Regions from separate parts of the Mus musculus genome. Here region 1 is linked to region 2. Evidence: chromatin loops called from intact Hi-C (ENCODE). Cell type or tissue: heart. All regions are shown on one strand. Each heading gives the region's core, and the rest is flanking DNA. Links, peaks and the distances in the headings are about the cores only. Region 1 has its middle 55 kb from the start of Gm32237. Region 2 overlaps Nbea (neurobeachin).

Region 1 (12,049 bases), core at 1,906-9,905, 670 kb before region 2:
CAAAGGGGGGGAGTGGGTGGGTAGGGGAGTGGGGGTGGGTGGGTAAGGGGGACTTTTGCTATAGCATTGGAAATGTAAATGAGCTAAATACCTAATAAAAAATGGAAAAAAAAAAAAAAAAAAAAAAAAAAAAAAAAAAAGACAGCAAGTCAGCCACAAGACCTTAGACCCACAATTTTTCTAGCCTATATGATATGCAGGGGTAAAAAATGAAGCATAATTTGAGGGAAGGGACAACTAATGACTGGCCCAGCTTGAGACTCATGCCATAAGAGGGAGTCTATTCCTCACACTGTTAATGATACTCTGCTATACTTGCAGACAGGAGCCTAGTATAACTGTCATCAGAGAGGCTTCACTCAACAATGATGGAAACACATACAGAGACCCACAACCAAATATTAAGTGGACCTTGAGGTATCCTGTAGAATATTGGAGGAGGGATTGACGGAACCAGAAGGGTCAAGAACACCACAAAAAAATCCTACAAAATCAACTAACCTGAGCCCATAAAGAGCACATAAAGACTGAACTGCCAACCAAAGAGCATGCGTGGGATGGACCTAGGCCCTCTGCACATATGTAAAAGTTGTGCAGCTGGGTCTTCGTGTGGTATTCATAAAGAGGGAGCAGTGGTTATCACTAACTATACAGCTGGTCTTTGCATACCTTTCCCCTAACTGCACTGTCTTGTTAAGCTTCAACAGAAGAAGATGAGCCAGGTCTTATTGCAACTTGATATGCAAAGGCTGATTGATATCCATGAGAGGCCTCCCCTTTTCTTAGGAGAAAGGAAGGAGGGGTAAATTGGAGAAAGGCAAGAGGGACTTAGAGGAAAGGAAGGAGGGGAAGCTACAATCCAGATGTAAATTGGATTGTAATTGAATAACTTAATAATACATAGATGTTAGACAGATAATAGATAGATAGGCAGATAGATAGATGTCACCTGAGTAAAAGTCTCAGGATTTTAAGCTATATACAATTACAAGGTGCATGTGGCAAAACATGCTTTTTCATAGAGGCATATAAACAATAACAATATCCTTGTAATGAATAATCTAATATAAACTCCTTATTGGCTATACCTGGGAAGGGCCAATTTGTGCTATGTAGAAACTGGGATCCCAAGACTCTTGTAGTTTTCTCAGAAGCACTTAGAGTCTTCTGATATATCTTCATTCTTGGACAGTGTTCCAACTAATTATTAATCAAGAAAATGGCCCCACAGGCTTACCTATAGGCTAATCTAATGAAAGTATTTAGTTTAATTAGTTAGTTATAGTTAGTTAGTTAGTTAGTTAGTTGGTTAGCTAGCTAGTTTTTGAGACAGAATATCACTATTGTAGCCCTAGCTGTCCTGGAACTTTCTATATAGAGCAAGCTAGCCACAAACTCTCAGAGATCCACCTGTATCTGTCTCCTGAGTGCTGGGACTAAAGGCATGTGCCACCAAGCTCACCAGAAGCATTTTCTTAACTTAGGTGCCTTATTACCAGATGGCTCTTTTTTTATTAGAAGTTGACAAAAAAAAAAAAAACCTAAATAGCTCAACTTATTTCCAGATTAGCAGCTGAGGATGAAGAGGTGCTGAGAGGTAAAACCCAGAGCCCCTTTTTAGACATGATCCCATAATACTCACTATCTTGTTAGGCCCACTGTTGACTAAAAATACCCAAAGTTTGTCCTCATTTCTTTATAAAATATTTTTGATGTTATAACATTGTATCATTTCCCTTTACCCTTCCTCCTTCCAGCCCTCCCATGTCTACTTCCTTTCTCATTTGAAAATTCATGGCCTCTTTTCTGAATTATTCTATTAATTTGTGTGTGTGTTTGTGTGTGTGTGTGTATGTGTGTGTGCATGTGTGTGTGTGTGTGTGTGTGCACATGTGTGTGTATTTAGGAATTGCTCAGTCTGTACAATGTTGCTTTAATGTATATGTTTCCAGGGAAGACCATTTTGTATGGATAACCTACTGGAATATTTTTCCAATTAGTTATATGTACCAAGAACTCAAAAAAATGCTTGTCATTTTAATTATTTCCATTATTCTTCATTGAACTATCTTGATTAAGGCAAAACCACAAAGGGCATTTCCATTACCACACAGCATCACTCTCCATCACCTACAGACACCATATGATTTGTCTTTCAGAAACCATCTGATAGGTTTTTCTCACATCCACAGCCTGTTGATTATTTTACAAAGTGGGGGTAAATGAAATCACAAAGCCTCACCTTGCACCAGGATCTGATTTCTTATTCATGAAGACTGAAAGTCTTTCACAGTTAGAGCACATTCTTTGCATTTTTCTTTAAGCCCACCTTAGAGAAAATCCTACGGAGAAAAATATCTGAGAAAGGCAGAAGTCACCAGTGCTATGTGCTTTATATTAAATAAAATCAGAGTACTTATTTAAAAGGAATTAGAGGTAGAAGAATGGAGTCTTGGGTTTCCCATCTCTATCATCCCACATCTGCCCCACCATCATTTCATGATGACGAACAGTGGTCCTCCTGACACATCCATAGGGAAAGAAAGGAACAGTAACACAGAAAATAATTGCCACACAGCACACATATCTCTCGGCTGCCCTCAGGATATAAAATGCAGCAGGGTGTCTTTTGTTATGTTGGCCGAGGGAAAACAATTATTTAGAACCACGCTCTTTATCAATATCCCTGAAGCAGAATGCAAAATGAATAATGGGTAAATGGATGTCACTTTTGACAATGCACCTCTAAAAATAAAAGCAAAGGACAAATATCCATCTTGAGTTTGGTTCAGGTTTTTTTTCTGGACAATGGCTGAACAGATGTCAATGGCTAGACAGATGTCAATGGCTAGACAGATGTCAGTGTAGTTGTTACTCCTACAAATATCAAAGAAGGAAGGCTTCATGGGGACAATGTGGCCTCACCTTTGTAAAGGCCAGTGGCTCTCTAAAAGCCCAGGGTGCCTTATCTGGCCTCTCCAGTCCTCTTAGATGGAGGTCTCTCTACCAGGTTTGCTACATGAATTTTTCAAGACTGTTCCCATGCTTGGAACTCTTAGACCTCGGTGTGGTTGACAGGGGCAGATCTTTCATCCCTGCAGTGCAAGAAGCTAAATTCATCATTTTTAATTGACAAGACATTTCTGAATTTCAGCAAAGCAAACAGGGGAACAACTAAAAGTCACTGAAAAAGCTGCCGGGAAAGGTCGGTTTCTCAAAAGGGCATTGTGTTCCACAGGAAGCCCAAGTGAAACGGGCACATTTCAGGATGTGTATTCCTTTATGCAGACATGCCTTGTTACCCACGTCACCTGTGCATCATGGAAATGACATTTTCACTGGTAATTACAATTTTTTCTCTCAGAAACAGAGGAAATGATCACGTGAGAGAAATGGACCCAAAGGCTCTGTATCCTAAGAGCTCCAGGTTTTCTCCTCTTCACATGGTAATGAATACCCCAAATATAGGATTACAGAAGAGAAATTAAAAAAAAATCTATGGGATTTTGAAGGTTCCAAAGTCTAAGTGCTTTAACACTGGAGACTGGGCTATCAAAGTAAGCACTGGCAGAAGAAAAGGGAGAAACACACACACACACACACACACACACACACACACACACACACACCTTCTGGAGCTGCCCAAGCATAGATGCTCTTCTGAGTAGCAAAAGGACATTAAGGAAGTAGGGGTGATTTGCATATGTGGCGCTCCTGATGAAACATGCAGGAAAACAGAGACAGAGCTATAGGTTCAGTGCAATACAAGTGGCATATAAATGAGGAAATTACATCAAGAACTCAGTAATCCTTGGTTTTTAAAGATTTGTTTCTTACTTATGAGCATGTATGTGTTTCTGGGGAAAGAGAGTATCCACAGAGGACAAAAGAAGACATTGGATCCCCTTGGATCTGTGGTGACAGAAGGGGTTGTGAGTTGTTTAGTGTGGGTGCTAGAACCAAATTCTGGTCCTTTCCAAAAACAGTATGTACTCTTAATGGTTAATCTTCTTAACCCCATCTTATCTTTATTCAATGAGAGAAAAAAACGTAACCATGTTACAGTATTAATCTGAACTAAGCCTCTTCAGAGAGAGCTAATCACACATTCTTCCTTATTTTAACCGTATCAGTATGGAACAACTCCTCCCGAGTGGCTTCTTGTGCTTTGCTAAGGAGTGTGTGCCCTATATGTTTTGATGTTCAGCACGGAGTGCTTATTTAAGCCTATAAATAGTTCCAGGCTCAGATTACGACTTTCAGGGAAAGATCAGATGGACTCTTGCCTCCAACCTCTTTTGGGGATCATCTCCCAAATTTCTGTGAAGACAAGGCTGCTTTTAATGTTAAAACTATTCCAGGAACTTCTGTAGCAGAATGGGTTCTAGGAAAGCAGAAGATGCTGGTCCCCTAACAAAAGAGAGTTAAAAAATAGCTAGGTCCCCTACAGCAGACAATCTTTGCTCAGCTTTCATTTCAATTTAGAACTTGGATGTATGGGAGGAAGCCACACAATTCTAACATTTTTATCGATTTTTAAAATAGCTCTGGTCCACAGGCCAGCCCCCAGGGACAGACAGAGGCAAAGAATATGCACTTGAAAGCAGGAGTATCAGGTCTTCCTGGGCTCCTCACATCATGAGTTATGTCCCAGAAAGAATCACAGAGAGAATTGTGGAGCGAGAACCTGATTCTTTCTCCTGTAAACCTGCAAGGCTTCAGGGCACGGGGTGGGTAGAGGCTCTTCTCATTGATAACCCAAGCCACATGTGTCATTGCTGCATGATTACTCTGTCCTCTTTGCTAACAGCAAGAATCCTGTTAGATGCACTCAATAGAAAAAAGATTAGTACATTAGGTCTGTTACACTCAGTTCTGGATACAGATGGACTCTAAATTCCCCCAGTACACCCATTTACCCCAAGCAAGGAGTATGTGGGCATTACCTGTGCTTTCTTTGGGAGAAAAAGAAAAAGAAAACCCAGTTCTGGGATGGGCACTCACTGTTTTCTGTGATAAGACTTTCATAGTTCATGAAGGCCTGTCCTCTGACTATGAGGGTAAGCCATCTGTCTGCGAAGCCTCTTGTTAAGGTTTGAAATAAATCATTAAGACCGTGAATGAACCAAGGCAGGATGCATATCCTGTATCAGATCTACCGTGTTTGTTTTAGGTGTTGTCAGAGAAGCTGAAGGGAGGGAGTGAATAGGGCAGCTTTTACCCACTCAACTTCCTCGGTTAAATAGTAGAAATTGCCTATGATCAATCACCTGATGCAGCATGTCTTCTCTTTCTTGAGATTTGGGAGTCTAAACGGAACCAATCTTAGAGGTTCTGAATTTAAATGACTGAGCTCAGGTGTAACTTTCAAAAGTGTATGTTAGGATTTGTGTGGCTTTGTGGTCATGTACCAGAGTTTTTAGAAGATAGGGTTGAACCAGGGTCACAGTTGCAGACCAGCAGGGGGCAGATGGAAGCCAGCTGCCAAGTCAGAGATGTCAGACTGCTTGCCATGTGGACCAGTGACAGGAGGCAGACAGCCCAGACAGAAATAGCTGCCATTTATCAGCATGTCGTCATACCACTTCAGCAGGAAGCCACCGTACTTCATTTCCTCTAGACCAGGTCACCAGGGTGAGCCTGAATGCTACCAGGAAACCATGTAGATTCCTAGAAACCCGAGGGAACCAATAAAACAGAGCATTTGTTCTGAGTAAAAACCAAGGGATGTAAAAGAGCTTTTCCATAAAAAAAGATGTCTGGAGTAGTGTGGTCAGGCTTCCTACAGCATGTGACTGAAGCCATCGGCTGTCCATGTCTAGCCAAAGGGGACCATGTCCTGGAAACATTTATTTATGTATCATTCTGCCTCAGCACAGAAAACTCTCTGTAAAGGGGGCGTGGCAATTTAAATGAGTGCCCCTTGATAGGCTCATGTGTTTGAACGTTTGCTCTCCAGCCAGTGGTGATATTTTGAAAGACTGTGTGAACTTAGGAGGTGGAAGGAGGGAATTATGAGAGATAGGATTTCAGACTTTCCAGCCTGGCCCTATTCCCTGTCTACTTTCTGTCTCTTGACTGTGGATGGAACTGCCAGGACCTTACACGCTTGCCACAGGTCTTTCCCACCTTTATGGTCTATATCTTGAAAGCTATGAACCCAAACAAACTGTTCTTCTAGCAAATAATTTGTCATGCATTTTGTTACAGCACCAAGCATGTGCAATGCTCCTATACATGTTTTGCAAAATATGCCAGAGTCTATATCTCTCAAATTTCTCTTTTTCTATTTTTATGACTCTATAGAAAATGTCCAGGAGTTTTGATATCCTTTGTCTCCTTTTTACCCCTAATTCCAGACTTCAGATTGCCCTTCTTTTTTTCAGAGCAATGCAATATTCCATGATGTAAGAACATCTACTTGCTTGGCCTTCCACACTTCTTTCTTGCTTTTGTCACACTTGTAAGTGCCTGTAGTCAGTCAAGTATTTTATTTAGTTTACTTTATGTTTCTATGACAGGTATTCCAGAGACTGGGTAACTTATAGGGAAAATATATCTACTTAGCTCATGTTTCTGCAATATGTGATGTTCAAGATGAAGGGGATGCATCTAGTGAGGACTTTTGAATATATTGTTCATGTTCAAAGATAGAAGGGAGATAGATGATAGACAGACATGATACAGAGGGAGACGGAGAGAAACAGTGAGACAGAAAGAAAAGGGGGAGAGGCATGGAGTGGGGAGAGGGAGTAAGAAGGAATCACATTTGCCTCATAACAAACTAATTATTCAGAGTTCTCATGACTACCCACTCCTTTCAATGCTGCTGCCTTGGAGATAGAATATTCATCTTATGAAGTAAAAAGAACAATTCAAATCAGATGGGGTATATCTTGGGGTCTGGTCCAGATATGGTCCAGATCTTGGGGTAGATAATAAGCTACAAAGAAACTGAAAGATATGGAAATGAGAAACTAGGGTACAACGATTTAAATTATACGTTCAAGTTTGTTCACTCAAAATAAACAGATGATTCCAGACACTCTGGAACCACCTCGGGAAAGTCTGGGGAACAGACTGAGAAAACCAAAGAAGGTTTCCAGCAGCATATCTATGAGTGTCACAGAAATGATGGACTCCAAGTAAATTGCATTTTTGAATCCAAGTGTGTTTTACAGCACCCAGATTTGTCATGCCATTCATTTGTCTTAACCATTGGACATCTGCATGCAAAAGTCCAGGGCACATAGCCAAGTGTGGGTATGTTCTCAGGAAGTCTGAAATTTGTACAAAAATGTTTCATGGAAGCTACATTATTGACAGAAAGTCAAGATGTTGCTTAATGGAAAATAGATCAAGGGTGCAACACACATCTTCCCAGGATGGCTGGTGACTAAGCAATTTGTCTTTGCTATTACTGTGGCTGAAAAGCACAAAACATGTTTCATGAGTTATGTTAACATATAACTTTTGAAATACTTTTGTCTTAACTCTCCCAAATCATCTTTTACATCTTATCTTCATTCTTCCCTTCTTCTGGATCAAGGAGGATTGGAGGAGGAAAATCACACACACAGAGACCAAAGGACTTGCTTTTGGAGTTCACAGCTATAGCGTTCTATGTATCTAAGAGGTTCTGGCAAAGAATGTATTGGTTTAATTTGTATGGATGAATGGGTGTTTTGCCTGCATGCATGTAAGTGCACCTCTGGTACGCAGTGCCTGTGGAGGCTAGAAAAGGACACTGATCCCCTGGAACTGGAGTTAAAGGTTGTTGTGTGCTTCTATGTGGGTGATGGGGACTGAACCCATGTCTACTACAAGAGAAGTAAGTGCTCTTAAGCACTGAGCCAGCTCTCCAGTCCCGAATATTATCTTTCCTTGACTATTTTGCAAAGTATTTACTATGTCTTGTTTACCAAACACACACACACATACAGGCACACACACACATACAGGCATACATAAATATATACACACATATACACACATGCTCACATACAAACACACATACCCATACAGACACATGTATACACATACATACACTCACAGATATACATACATATACATACAGGTCCACAAATGCACACACACACACATACAAATATGCATACAGGAACACACAAACATAAACACATTCAGGCATTCAAAATACATGTAGGAATACAGAAAAGAAATGCAACAACTGTGCTATGGCTCAATGAAGTAAAATTAATGTTGGGAAACTCCTGAACAGACTTTCCAGAAAGTATCATCCAGAATAATATAGCACTTGGTGACATCTATCTCTTGTTTGTTCATTTATTTTTCAGTATTTGGGGTATTTTAGGCTTTTAAAAAATAATTATACACACACACACACACACACACACACACACACACACACACACACACACACACACACATATGAATGGATACACGGTAGTGGTCCTCAAACACACCAGAAGAGGGCATCAGATCCCATTACAGATGACTGTGAACCACCATGTGGTTGCTGGGAATTGACCTCAGAATCTCTGGAAGAGCAGTCAATGCTCTTAACCACTGAGCCATCTCTACAGCTCTGACATCTATCTCTTAACCTCTCTGTGACACCCATTGCCAGTTTCCAAGTTTCAGGTCCTCAGAGTCTCCTCAGTGAGGCCTATGATGACAAAATTAATAAATATTAATTAATTCATCCATTCAAAAAGCTGTGATAGCAATGAATTACGACTATTGTGGTGAAGGTGGTGGCTGGCAAGTAAGAAGCACCTCAGTGTATATGTGCATGGATGCAAGAATGGATGGCTAAACAGTGCTGGAGGGAAGGTGAATTCATCAGAATGGAGGGGCAGTCCAGTCTACCTGAGCCTTTCATTGGCATAAGCAACCCTGCTCTACCTTAAGCCCAGAGAAAAAGGAGTCTAAGCCTTAAACCTCTAACCTCTGAGGTACCACACTGTGGACTCTGGAATCAGAGTTTTGAATTTTATCATATGCCTGTCACCAGCTGTGAGACCAAGTCTGCAGTCTTGCAGACCCAGGAGCTTGTGCCAGCCAGGTTTTGGTGGTTTTGGGTGGTTTCATTGTTGTTGATTTGTCAATTTGACAGAATCTAGGGTTGTCTGGAAGAAGGAATCATCTTAACAGAGAAAAAAATGGCTCCACAGGATAGCCCTGTGGGTAAGCCTGTTGGGTGTTTTCTTGTTTGATTTGTTCTTGATATGGAAATGCCCGGCCCACTGAGGACAGGGCTGCCCCTGGGGAGGAAAACAAGCTAAGCAAGCCCGTAGCACTATACCTGCATGGCCCCTGCATCAGTCCCTGCCTCAAGCCCACCCTGACTTCCCTGGATGATGGATGACATTCTGGGAGAGGAAATAAACTCTTTCCTCTCCGTATTGCTTTTGATCCTGGTGTTCATCACAGCAATAGAAAACAAAGAAAGATGGTCCCTCTCTGCAAGAAACTGTTTATCCTGCTTTAGAGCTGATGGAATTCTAGGCTAGTGAGATTGTGGGTCTGTAGATCACTTCTGGGTGTTAAGAGCTGAGTACTACCCTCTGACATTTACATCATAGATCACTGTAAAAATCAACCTTACTACAACAGGAACTCATGGGAAAATAATTCAAGTTTGAATTGCTATCAAATATTTGAAATCAGATGGATTAGAAAATAAAATTCAGTCTGGGGTCCTAGTTTGGTGGTACACAGGAGGCCTTGATTTAGATCCCTAGCACATCAAAAGTAAATGAAAATAAAATAAAATGATTTTGTCATGTGAATGAAGTGTGTAAGAGGCATGAAGCTATAACAGGAAATAATAAATCAGAAACCTGATGTATGCATTTGCAATCTTCATGACCTTGAGCATTGACTTAATTATCTGAGTTAATCAAGTGGCATCTGTGTCCAAAATCGTCTAGCACATTTGGTTTCTTTGGATCATTCATCATTTAAAAACATGTAGGCTGAGATTTCCAGCAGGACAAAACACTGAGACATCACCTTCCTAACTTCCCTTGAACAGAGAGAGGTTCTAGACACAGTGGGGCAGTCTTCCTACACAGCACTCACTGGGTAGAGCTGACTCAGGGCCTCCGTTGAACTTCTGATCCTCTTCCCTCCATTTCTCAAGGACTGGGATTGTAGGTATTTACCATTACGGGCAGTATATACAGGGCTGGGACTTGGATCCAGGAAGCTGGACATGCTTGACAAATACTCTACCAACTGAGCTGCATCCCCAGTCATTTGTTTTTTGCTTTATTTTTGTTTTGTTTTTGTTATATAATGCTGGCTGGGCTGATACTCACTGTCCTGTCAAGGCTGACTTTAAACTGGTGATAATCTCCTTGCCTCAGCCTTTGATGTATGGGGATCACAACCATATACTCACATGGCTGGAAAAAATACATTTCTTTTTCCTCCTCTTTCCTCCAGGACTCTGGTACTTTCTAAAGGGTCCCCTACCTCCCTCTGCAACCACCTCAGCTGCTTATTTCCATTCATTCTGTTGACCTTCTGGGCTTCTCTCCTCCCCCCCCCTCCCCCCCGCCCGCCACACACACACACATAGTCCTGTTCCATTTCTCTGTTCCTCATCTCTTTCGCACCAACAATGCAAGAATGTTCCTCTTCAAATCCTTGTGAGCATCTGCTGTCATTTGAGTTTTTGATCTTAGCCATTCTGGTTGGTATGAGGTGGAATCTCAGGGTCTTTTTGATTTGCATTTCTCTGATGACTAAGGAATGTGAACATCTCTTTAAGTGCTTCTCAACTATTCGAGATTCTTCTGTTGTGAATTATCTGTTTAGCTCTGTACCCCATTTATTAGTTGGATTACTTGGTTTATTGGAGGTTAACATCTTGGGTTCTTTATATATTTTATATATTAGCCCTCTATCAGATGTAGGGTTAGTGAAGATTTTTTTTCCCAATCTGTAGGTTGCCAATTTGTCCTATTGACAGTGTCTTTTGCCATAAAGAAGCTTTTCAGTTTCATGAGGTCCTATTTATCAGTTGTTGAGCCATTGGAGTTCTGTTCAGGAAATTTCTCCCTGTGCCAATGAGTTTGAGGCTCTTCCCTACTTTCTCTTCTATTAGATTCAGTGTATCTGGTTTTATTATGTTAAGGTCCTTGATTCACTTGGACTTGAGCTTTTAGCAAGGTGATAAATATGGTTCTACCTTTTATTCTTCAACATACACACCACCATGCCAGTTAGATCAGCACCATTTATTGACTATGTCTTCTTTTTTCCACTGTATGTTTTTGGCTTCTTTGTCAAAGATTAAGTGTCGATAGGTGTGTGGACTTATTTCTGTGTCTTTGATTCTATTCCATTGATTGACCTTGTCTGTCTCTGTACCAATACCATGCTATCTTTATCACTATTGCTTTGTAGTACACCTTGAGGTCAGGGATGGTGATTCTTCTAGAAGTTCTTTTATTGTTGACAATTGTTTTGGCTATCTTGGGTTTTTTTGTCGTTCCATATGAAGTTGAGAATTGCTCTTTCCTTGTCTGTGCAGAATTGTGTTGGAGTTTTGATGGGGATTGCATTGAATCTGTAGATTGATTTTGGTAAGATGGCCATTTTCAGTATGTTAATCCTACCAATCTATGAGCACGGGAGATCTTTCCAACTTCTGAGATCTTCAATTTCTTTATTCGGGGATTTGAAGTCCTTGTCATACAGATATTTCATTTGCTTAGTAAAAGTTACACCCAAGATATTTTATACTATTTGGTGCTGTTGACAAGGGTGTTGTTTCCCCAATTTCCTTCTCTGTCTGTTTATCATTTGTATAAAGGAAGGCTACTGATTTGTTTGAGTTACTTTTATATCCTGCCACTTTGATCAAGTTGTTTGTCAGCTATAGGAGTTCTCTGGTGGAATTTTGGAGGTCACTTATATATACTATCATATCATCTGCAAATAGTGACACTTTGACTTCTTCCTTTCCAATTTGTATCCCCTTGACCTCCTTTTGTTGTCTAATTGCTCTAGCTAGAACTTCAAGTACTATATTGAATAGATAGGGAGAGAGTGAGCA
Region 2 (12,049 bases), core at 1,571-9,570:
ACACCATGAACTTTGTTGAAATGAGTTTTGAGCGGGTGAAGTGGCGATGGTCCTTCATATACAGTCTGCCCAGTAGACATTTTGATCATTAATTTGTTTAATGTCTATTATATTTTAAATTTAAATATAAAGAGTTTCCAAAGCCTACTATTTCTTGGGTTAAATCCCTTACTTTTTTTTGTTATTATAAAACTTATGTTTTTGTTTCTATTTGGCCAATGTGTTAACTATGACTATACTGAAAATTCAGTTTATTGTATAAGGTTTTAGTACGTGTTGGTATATTTCATTTAACCAGAGTTTCTGTATTATTTTATTAATACAGTTTTCGTACTAGCAAAGGAGTGGGCTACTCTGCTCATTTTGTTGGCAACTGTTTGATAGTCACATCTCTGAAGTCCAAAGGAAAAGGTTTCCAGCACTGTGTGAAGTATGATTTCCAGCCTCGCAAGGTAGGGCAGAGTAGATGCTTCCCCTGGAAACCATGTCAGTAGCTGTTCTCCTTTCCCGGGCTGTGCAGTGTGACTTCTGTAATGTTCTTTCACCTTCTCCTGACTTTCTGTGCCTTTTTCTTTCCTGTAATTTCTTATCTTCATGTCTGACTTCTGTGTGATGTCTTTTAACACCTTGTGGTGTTTTTGTCACACGTTCATTCTCTCAGTCTGAACTAATTTGTGGTGTTCCTAGAAATACATGCAGGAGACCTGTAGGAACTAGGAATGGGACAGAAGATGACACAGGAAAGATCTCACTTTCGTGCCACTTAGTCTTACAGGGAAATTTTTATTCAGTTTCATAATTTCTCCTACTTCTACTCATCAGTGCTATGTTCCTTGGCTTTTCAACAACTGTGAGATCTCAGAATCTAAGCTACTGTACTTTCTCTCTCCTCTGGTTTCGAGAGCTGCCATCTTTTAGTCACTGGGGCATGTTCTTCATCTGCTTTTTGCTATGTATTATATCTCTGAAATACATCTATTTTCTTCTATAATTTCATTACTTGCTGTTTACCTTCATATTGTTTTCTCTTCATCTTCATGTTTTGTTTCTTTTCTAAACTATTTTATTCACTAATGTTAAACTTATCTTCCTGAAGATATGCATTTGCTTAAGCTAATGATTTGATTTTTAGTAACAACAAAATAAATTGAAAATGTACCCACGTGCTTTATGAATGAATGAGTGACTTTTATCTAAGTCTTCAGAGCACATATTATCAGAGCCTTTCTGCAACATTTCTGTGTAGTCTTTTATTGTTGTCCCCTCCTCTTCCTCCCCCATTACCTACTCCCCTTTCTGCCTCTGTCATTGGGGATCCAACCAAAGAGACACATGTGGCAGGCAAGTGTTGCATCAAAGTAGTGCTACTACCCATCCTCTTTGATAGATATTGTTTTCAAACATAACTAATGCCTCTTTTCATAATTACTTTATCCACATCTTCATTATTCATTTATATGTCCATTTATTGATTATTGAGACAAAAATCTGTGGTGGATTTAATTTTTTATTTTCTCAGATGCCTGACACAGTATTGAATTCAGTAGACTGCCAATATTTTGAGTAGCTATATAAAAATATGACTTAAACAGGGGCTGGGGAGATTGCTCAGAGACTAAGAGTACTGGATATTCTTCCAGAGGACCTGGGTTTATTTTCCAGTATTTACATGGCTACTCACAACTCCAGTTCCAGGAGATCTGATACCCTCACACTGACATATATGCAGGCAAAACAACCACAACAAAAAATAAAACTTTAACAAATAATAAAGTCTTTTACTTTCTCAACACATAAGTTTCATGAATTTAGATCAGTGTTTTTTGGTTTTTTGAGACAGGGTTTCTCTGTATAGCCCTGGCTGTCCTGGAACTCACTTTGTAGACCAGGCTGGCCTGCCTCTGCCTCTACCTCCTGAGTGCTGGGATTAAAGGCGTGCACCACCAAGCCCAGCTTAGATCAGTGGTTCTTAACCTGTAGTCACATAAAAGCAAGAAGTTTAATCTTCATTTTATTTATTCTTTCCTATTTGCTTATGAAAATGCATTCCTGTGTTTTTTGCATTTTAAATATAGTAATTGCAGAGAGTCTTGTAAGAGTGAGGCTCAGGGAATGAAACAGATACAAAACAGTTTTTCTGAAAAGATTTTAATAAACTTTGAAAATTATAGTAATTTTTGCCTTACTCCTCTCTATTATTATACAAAAATATCATTTAAAATATCATTAAAATTTTTTTCTTTCTTTAATTTTCCAGGACATGTGGTAGTTGACTTGCTATTGTGCTTCAATTAGGGGAAACTTCACCTTAGTAAATAGGTTACTGGCCTTTCCTAAAAAGATATGCAACACTAAAACTTTTGTTTGCTCGGCTGAACTGCTACTAAGGGGTGTCTGACCTTGTAAAAATGAATGTAACCATTAATATTTTACCTCATTTATAGAAAATGTTTAGTGCATAGCACCTAGTGATATTTCTATAAACATTATTTCGTGTTTTTTTCTTATTTCTCATTTATTTTGTTTAACTTGTAATACATTTCTCAGGAATTTTTAGTATCAGTATATGTATTGTTCTTATTTCTTGTTCTCCAGATTTATTATACATCAATATTTGGATCTCAAACTGAGTGCAGGGCACAGTATATATGATTAGTGTCAGTATGCATATGCACTCTCCAGATCAGTTACTGTCTGTAACTTAAAAATATCAAGTCAGACATTGGGATCCTCTGAAATGGTGAAAGCTCTTGTACATCTATTACATTTTGATGGTTCCAAGAGACAGAAAACTAAATTTAACCTAAGATTAACTTATCTAGTAAATCCAAAAAATATATATGAATACATGAATGTAAAAAATTACATTGCAACATTCTTTTCCTCTTGTTCATTCAGTATTTCCTATTAGTCCTGAATGTTTGATAAAAAGTTTATTCACTCATAGTGATTCTTCTATGATTGCCTTCAAGTGTTGTGTTCATAAGCAGCTCATAAGCAGTTGCTGCTCTTACACCTCTGTCTCAGTGTTGGGGGATGGGTGCTCCTTGACCTGTACTTTACCCGGGCCATAAGAAATGGGAGGAAGGGACATGAGGTATACAGTACTCGAGATCTCTTAGAGGGATGTGCAAAGGTTTGACTGCATTTTATACAGTAGTAACTGCTCATGACCTTTGACATCTTAGTTGTTGCATTGCAGTGGTACATGATCAGCATCGTCCACATCTACAATCGATGGAGGAACAGTGAGATCCGTTGTTATGTTAATGGCCAGCTGGTATCCTATGGTGACATGGCTTGGCATGTTAACACAAATGATGTAAGTTTAAATTTTTTAAACATATTTTATAGTATGGTCTCTCACTGTAATATAAATAATGACCATTTGGTAGAAACATCCAAAATTTTGTTTGAGGTTTTATTAGTTTATATAAAATTCTTAAGTTAATTTATATTTATATAATTTATATTTAATTATTTAATATAGTGTGTAGACTGTTTCAGACACATGATTTAATGATCTGGATAAAGTTAAAATAGAATGTGGTTATGTGATACACAAGGGTCAAGTCATGTAAGTGCCTCATATGCAAACACAGGTCTGGGCTTGCAGTCTGACCCAGGATAAAAAGCCTCTCAAGATTATATTGTAAAAATCTCAGCATGTCCGCTATGGTGGTGGACACTTTTAATCCCAGCAATCAGGGAGGCAGAGGCAGGTGCATCTCTGAGTTCAATACTTGCCTGGTCTACAAAGTGGGATTCAGGACAGTCAGAGCTAACCATGTCTAAAAATCAAAACTAAAGCAAAAAACCCCTCAATCTGGCTGCAGTGATGATAATTTCATGACATTAAAGGGCTCTGAAAGCAGAAGGCAGATCACATTCAGGATGCTTTGTCATGGTGGATGAGATAATTTCTTCACTTTGTATGTCTGTGTTGGAGCAGGTGACACTGGATCCTAGATAGAGAAGACATAGGGTTGAAATCTAAAGAATGCTTGCATTTATATAGTTTGCGGTTTCCCTTTCCTTCCTCCTGGCATTTTAGGGCCAAAGCAAAATGTGGTTTGTAGTACCTAAAGAATCACTAGGGCCAGTGATAGATTATTGTTCCAGAATACCTGCTTATGACAATTATGAAAAACAAACAACTAAATCTATTTATAAGTTTTGTCTGCAACTTCTCTAATCTTAATCACTTTCACAGAGCAGAGGTTGTAATGTATTCTCTTTTTCTGTTTTCTTTTAAATGATAGGACATTTTACATTGTCTCGAGTCTCTTTGTAGATCTGTGGGTGACAAGCTGTCCTGCCCAGCCAAGTTGACTTTACCTTGTTGTTTGCATGATCTGAAAGCCAAGAGTCTTGGATTTTCACTAAGAACATTTTTTAAAAGGCACAACAACAACAACAACAACAACAACAACAAATCAAATCAAATACAAATATGCACAGAAGCTGCATGGAGCACACAGAACTCTAGAAAGTTCCTGCCCGTGCCTTTATAGGGCAAACTTGCTTTACTGCCCAACAGACTCAAAGGCAAATGAAAACACAGAAATGAAATTTGGCTTCCTATCTGTTCTCTGATACTGCAGGAGGATGTAGTTTATTACTAATATACGAAGGAAGGAAGCCCCTATAGTTTTGTTGCTGACATTAGCTGAAAAGACAGTATTTAAAACAAAACAAAACAAAACCAAGATTTAAAATTCTCTGTGATAGTATTTCAAGAAACAGGGAAGCCTGGTCTTGTACACATTCTTTACGTAATAGTAATTTTTAGTTTGCACAGTTTAAATTACACATGTTGAACGATAAGTTCTTGTTTTTCTCTTCCATTCACCTTACTACTATTTTTTTTTGCTATTGTATGAAGCACAAATGGGATCTCATATTTGACAGACCTATGTAGTGATCGATTTCTCTATGACTCTGTCTAGTTTGATAGCTGAATATTAGTGTGTTTATTCAAATTAAAGTGTGGGATATCCTGTGGTGACAAGAGAGGATAGTGGTTAGTACCTACTGTCTTTGCCTTCCTTGGCTGGTGTTGAAAGGATGTAGGTGTGCCAGGCTTTCTAGATGAAAGATCCTTTAGGTGAATAATATTCGCGAGATAGTGAATCATTGTTTTTGCTTCTATATAATCCCTATGCAGAACAAACTGATTTTCTTCATTCTTGCTTATTTAGTGCAGAAAATGGGGGTTGCCTATTCATCCATATTGAGAAATGAAGTAGAATTTTAAAAAAATCTATTCCTATGGTTTTATAGTTAAGATTTGGCAAAGTCATTCTTTTGATTTATTTTCTCTCTAAATTTGATCAGTTGTGAATTATTAGCAATTTAAAATTATCTTTGCTTCAGTAAACACATTTTGTTTCTGAATTACAAAATTCAGTTATAAACAATTACACAATCTTTGTCGTTATTGCTACAATTTGAAAAGGTGGTCAGGTCTGAGGGTGTGATGGATGGTTGTGCTCTTAACTTCTATTTAACTGATTTTATTTTCTAAAACTTGTTTATTTACTTTTATTATTGAAACATTTGAAAAATACCCAAAATAGCATTTTCACTATTGTTAGTATCTTAAATGTTTCTGTTAATGAAGAAATGCATTTTAAATATTCTGTCACTACAAAATAATAACTTATTTTTTGTGACTTTTAAAAATAGAGCTATGACAAGTGCTTTCTTGGATCTTCAGAAACTGCTGATGCCAATAGGGTGTTCTGTGGCCAGCTTGGGGCTGTGTATGTGTTCAGTGAAGCTCTTAACCCAGCACAGATATTTGCAGTTCATCAATTAGGACCTGGTTATAAGGTAGGAATGACTGCATTGATATAAGTTCTCAGCAAAGGTCTTGTTGTATAACCTGCTTTCACACTACTGTATTTAGTGAGAATCTTTGTTCAATGTGGGTAATTGTCATACCAACTTTTTGATATTTACTGTGATGTTCCTTTTCATCTGCTCTTCTCTTTTTAATTATTATTTTTCATGAACTTTTCATTTTTCGGGCATGCCTTTAGTTATCAATTCTGAAAACCTTTTTATTTTTAGACATGCTTTTAGTTATCAATTCTGAAAAACAAATTTGAGTACATTGCTTATTTAAGTGGTATTTGAAATCTCAGAGTTTGAAATATGTACATTGTATTATGATCATTCAAAATGCCTTGTCCAGGACTCAACTGTTCAGAACACTTACTGTTTTTCCCAAGGTTCTGTGCTCATTTCTCATCAAACAGATAGTGGCTCACAATCATCCATAGTGGTATCTGCTGCCCTCTTTTGGTATGCTTACACCTACACATAAAATACACAAACAAGCCTTTCATCAAATGACTTGTCAAAAGGGATGCTATCTATGGATCAGAGATTTAGAAAAAGAAAGAGTGTCAAATGCTGTGTCAGACTGAGGGAATTCATTTCATACATTTGCATTTAATTGTCCCTTGCAGTGGGTAAGAATGGGGTAATAAGGGTGCTCATGTCACAAAGCCAGTGACACTGACTGATGATTCTGATCTCTATTTTGCTTTGAAATTGGTACATTTTAGGCAAGATACAGCATTCACTCCTATGAATTAGTTTTTAATGAACACACTTGGTAAGTACGGGTAGACTTTTTAAAATCACATTTGGAGTTGTACAGTTTCAGACTATTTGGAGGCGAGACAATATTATACAGTATAAATCCAAGCTGAGATGGGCATTGGTGGCGCACGCCTTTAATCTCTGAGCTTGTGAGGCAGAGACAAGTGGATCCCTGAGGTCCAGGCAAGCCTGGTCTATAGAGTGAGCTCCAGTATAGCCACTACTACACAGAGAAACTCTGTCTCAAAAAACAACAAAGGAACAATCAAACAAATCAAAGTTGACAATGTTTGAGGAGCACATGCCATAATTTAAAGTGTTGCTGCTTTTTAAAAAGTTTAATGTTTAAATTAATGGGAAGTTTGTTATGGAAGAGTAACAATAAATATTAAAATATACTTTTAAAACCTTTTTATATTCATATTTCTGTTTTATTATTTTAGTTTAGACATAGAAATAACAAAATTATTCTTTAAAAGATCTTAGTGTTCCCAGTGATTTTAATAACCAAAATACTTACAGCAGTCTTTCTGTTTTGTGTCACAGTGACATTACATGTTGCTATCTTGTATCCATTTAGTTTTATTTGTTTCACTAGGCCTAGGTAACAACTGGTTTTAGTATAGTCATTTTACCCCTTATACCACACCCCCATTCACCTTCCTTTTATTGAAAATAAATTCCTTTCTCACATAATATATCCTGAATACTGCTTCCTGTCCCTCTACTCTTCCCAGTTGCTCCCACCTCCCCTCCCTTCTGGATTCACTCCCTTTCTCACACTAGAAAACAGGCTTCTAAGAGATACTAATAAAATGAAATAAGATAAAACAATAGTTAACATCAGATTTGGAGAAGACAAACAAGGAAAAGAGCCCAAGAGAAGGCCTAACTCTCAGAGAAAGACTTGCTTCCATACTCAGGAATCCCATAAAACCACTAAATTGGAAGCCATAAGATAAGCACAAAGAATCTGGTGTTTGGGCACTATTCATGCTGGCTCAGTCCTTTTGAGCTCATAGGAGCTTTGATCTTGTTGATTGATAGGCTCTTGTTTTCTTGGTGTCTTCCATCTACTCTGGGTCTTGTATTCTTTCCTCCTCCTCTCCTGCAGGGTTCCCTGAGCTCTGAGAGGAAGGATTTGATGGAGATAGTCTATTAGGACTAAGTGTTCTAAGGTATCTCACACTCTGCATAATGTCTGACTGTGGAACACCATTTCTTTCCATTCTCTGTAGGAGGAAATTTCTCTAATGGTGGCTGAGCAAGAGACCCTGATCTATGAGTATAGCAGATTGTCATTAGCAGTTATTTTATTACTACTTTTTTTTGAAGAAGATTAATATTTGGTTTTCCCCTAGGATGCTGGTCTCTTTATATTCTCCGGTTCTCAGTCACCCAAGCAGTGTTGGGCATGATAGATTCTATATGATAGAGCATACTTTGTGACACAATTGCTCCAGCGTATCTTTCAGGCAGGACACCATTGTTGATCGGTGATTTTGTAGATGGTTTGGCATTTACATTTATCTTTTGATAGTATACAGAGTCCCTACTTGTACCAGTGATGGTAGAACACACCGGGGTGAAAGCTCTGTGTATGCAGCAGTTTACCTTCACCGTGGTCAATGAGTTTTGTGGGTGTTGTCTTCAGTAATGGGTCTTGATGTTAGTTTGTGGCAACATAAAGTTTGGCAACAGCCTGTGTTGTTTGGGAATTTCCATAGGACTCCATTGGCTAAGAACTCAATTAGATGTAAACCAATCCTGGTAGCCAAAGCTCTATTTGGTGACAAGAGATGCCTGTTGGGACTCTGTCTCCCCCATTACTTGGAGATTTTATGTAGATCACCTTCATGTATATATTTTAGGGAAGCTTCTACTACATTAGGTTTTCATAATACCCCTCAAGTGGCCTTTAATTTTAGCTGCCTCTTCACATAACCCCTCCCTCATCTCCCATTCCCCTCCCCTCTCACTGATCCTCCCATAAGTATTCATTGTATTTCTCTTTCCTAACAAGATCTACCTGACCCCTCCTTGCCCCTTTCTCTATACCTAACCTTTATAGTTCTACAGATTGTAGCTTGGTTATCATTGAATTAACAGCTAATATCCATATAAAACCAAATACATCCCATATTTGTCTTTCTTTGTCTTGAACATCTCACTCTGGATGATTATTTTCATCTACTTGTCTGCAAATCCTCCCTTTTCCTTCAACTCTTGCTCTGCCATGTATTAACTTTTCATTGGAATCTTAATATTTTTGGCTTATATGTATCTAGCCTTCTGTCTTTCTTTGCCATGACCGTAAAATATTTGTTAACTTTTCCTTTTTAAAAATCTCTCTCTGTGTGTTTCTGTGTCTCTCTGTCTCTCCTCTCTCTTTTTCTCTCTCTCTGCATGTACATATGTATACCATGTCTGTACCTGGTGCCCAAGGAGGCCCAAAGAGGTCATTGAATCCCTTGGAAATGGAATTGCAGATGTTTCTGAGCTGCTGTTTGGGTTCTGGGAACCGAAACCAGGACCCCATAAACAAATGCTCTTCAGTGCTTAACCATCTTGCCACCCTGTGAAGTACCTTTTTTTTTAGCACTAGTTAAATGATATTAAATAATAGTAACAAAAAATATAAATGAAGGTGAGATGATAAATTACATTATTTTTATACCATATATTAAGTATAAACCTAGTATCACTATTATAATTTCAGAATTAATAGGAACACCTTCACAACACATGAGAGAAAGAGCAAGATCTAAATATTAAGTAGTTCTTCCTCTAAGAAAGGAGCCAGCATTGTGTTGAGCAGCTTTGTAAATTAGAAATTTATCATTTTGTTCTTTCTTGACATTTTTTTAAATATATAACAGAGGTAAAAATAAGTAGAAATCCCAAGCCACTGAATTCCTCTACAACTAGTTTCCTAATATAGGGTGTGGTGTACCTACACCAAAGTCTGACATTTATACAAGAAATATCTCTAATTGTGGGCAAGGAATGAGAAACTATCATACTGAGTTATGAAAGTCTGTGTACATCTGAGCCTTTTCAAATGGAGATTATAAATTTATGAGTACAAATGAATTGTCTTAATTCAAAATACAAAGTACACCTATTACTCAACAGTTTGTATATTCAAAACTCTTTTTTTTTAATTTTTTATTAGGTATTTAGCTCATTTACATTTCCAATGCTATACCAAAAGTCCCCCATACCCACCCACCCCCACTCCCCTACCCACCCACTCCCCCTTTTTGGCCCTGGCGTTCCCTTGTACTGGGGCATATAAATTTTGAGTGTCCAGTGATGGCCGACTAGGCCATCTTTTGATACATATGCAGCTAGAGTCAAGAGCTCCGGGGTACTGGTTAGTTCATAATGTTGTTCCACCTATAGGGTTGCAGATCCCTTTATCTCCTTGGGTACTTTCTCTAGCTCCTCCATTGGGAGCCATATGATCCATCCATTAGCTGACTGTGAGCATCCACTTCTGTGTTTGCTAGGCCCCGGCATAGTCTCACAAGAGACAGCTACATCTGGGTCCTTTCGATAAAATCTTGCTAGTGTATGCAATGGTGTCAGTGTTTGGATGCTGATTATGGGGTGAATCCCTGGATATGGCAGTCTCTACATGGACCATCCTTTCATCTCAGCTCCAAACTTTGTCTCTGTAACTCCTTCCAAGGGTGTTTTGTTCCCACTTCTAAGGAGGGGCATAGTGTCCACACTTCAGTCTTCATTTTTCTTGAGTTTCATGTGTTTAGGAAATTGTATCTTATATCTTGGGTATCGTAGGTTTTGGGCTAACATCCACTTATCAGTGAGTACATATTGTGTGAGTTCCTTTGTGAATGTGTTACCTCACTCAGGATGATTCCCTCCAGGTCCATCCATTTGGCTAGGAATTTCATAAATTCATTCTTTTTAATAGCTGAGTAGTACACCATTGTGTAGATGTACCACATTTTCTGTATCCATTCCTCTGTTGAGGGGCATCTGGGTTCTTTCCAGCTTTTGGCTATTATAAATAAGGCTGCTATGAACATAGTGGAGCATGTGTCCTTCTTACCAGTTGGGGCATCTTCTGGATATATGCCCAGGAGAGGTATTGCTGGATCCTCCGGTAGTACTATGTCCAATTTTCTGAGGAACCGCCAGACTGATTTCCAGAGTGGTTGTACAAGCCTGCAATCCCACCAACAATGGAGGAGTGTTCCTCTTTCTCCACATCCACGCCAGCATCTGCTGTCACCTGGTTTTTTGATCTTAGCCATTCTGACTGGTGTGAGGTGGAATCTCAGGGTTGTTTTGATTTGCATTTCCCTGATGATTAAGGATGTTGAACATTTTTTCAGGTGCTTCTCTGCCATTCGATATTCCTCAGGTGAGAATTCTTTGTTCAGTTCTGAGCCCCATTTTTTAATGGGTTATTTGATTTTCTGAGGTCCACCTTCTTGAGATCTTTATATATGTTGGATATTAGTCCCCTATCTGATTTATGATAGGTAAAGATCCTTTCCCAATCTGTTGGTGGTCTTTTTGTCTTATTGACGGTGTCTTTTGCCTTGCAGAAACTTTGGAGTTTCATTAGGTACCATTTGTCAATTCTCGATCTTACAGCACAAGCCATTGCTGTTCTGTTCAGGAATTTTTCCCCTGTGCCCATATCTTCAAGGCTTTTCCCCACTTTCTCCTCTATAAGTTTCAGTGTCTCTGGTTTTATGTGAAGTTCTTTGATCCACTTAGATTTGACCTTAGTACAAGGAGATAAGTATGGATCAATTCGCATTCTTCTACATGTTAACAACCAGTTGTGCCAGCACCAATTGTTGAAAATGCTGTCTTTCTTCCACTGGATGGTTTTAGCTCCCTTGTCGAAGATCAAGTGACCATAGGTGTGTGGGTTCATTTCTGGGTCTTCAATTCTATTCCATTGGTCTACTTGTCTGTCTCTATACCAGTACCATGCAGTTTTTATCACAATTGCTCTGTAGTAAAGCTTTAGGTCAGGCATGGTGATTCCACCAGAGGTTCTTTTATCCTTGAGAAGAGTTTTTGCTATCCTAGGTTTTTTGTTATTCCAGATGAATTTGAAAATTGCTCCTTCTAATTCGTTGAAGTATTGAGTTGTAATTTTGATGGGGATTGCGTTGAATCTGTAGATTGCTTTTGGCAAGATAGCCATTTTTACAATGTTGATCCTGCCAATCCATGAGCATGGGAGATCTTTCCATCTACTGAGAACTTCTTTAATTTCTTTCTTCAGAGACTTGAAGTTTTTATCATACAGATCTTTCACTTCCTTGGTTAGAGTCACGGCGAGATATTTTATATTATTTGTGACTATTGAGAAGGGTGTTGTTTCCCTAATTTCTTTCTCAGCCTGTTTATTCTTTGTATAGAGAAAGGCCATTGGCTCGTTTGAGTT

Evidence for each region. A loop is a pair of places that touch in the nucleus more often than their neighbours do. Peaks named below come from ENCODE experiments on the same cell type or tissue, not always from the same donor. Only the 100,000 strongest peaks of a DNase experiment are listed, where the experiment ranks them.
Region 1: a loop joins it to region 2, with 20 times the contacts of the local background. A loop is called at or near these places in 6 of 42 quality-filtered maps.

What each region holds. Positions count from the first base shown.
Region 1 is chr3:56,747,323-56,759,371 of GRCm38, reverse strand. No RefSeq gene overlaps it. Among named protein-coding and RNA genes, the nearest start is that of Gm32237, 55 kb to the right of the region's middle. In heart, for the core only: a CTCF peak has its summit at 5,464 (motif pointing right); a DNase peak (open chromatin) is centred at 5,541; H3K27ac peaks cover 373 bases.
Region 2 is chr3:56,073,645-56,085,693 of GRCm38, reverse strand. Nbea (neurobeachin) reads left to right here. Exons shown (of 58, transcript NM_030595.1): 6 at 326-452; 7 at 3,203-3,322; 8 at 5,689-5,835. Among named protein-coding and RNA genes, the nearest start is that of Nbea, 100 kb to the left of the region's middle. In heart, for the core only: a CTCF peak has its summit at 6,310 (motif pointing left); no DNase peak of the experiment used is centred there.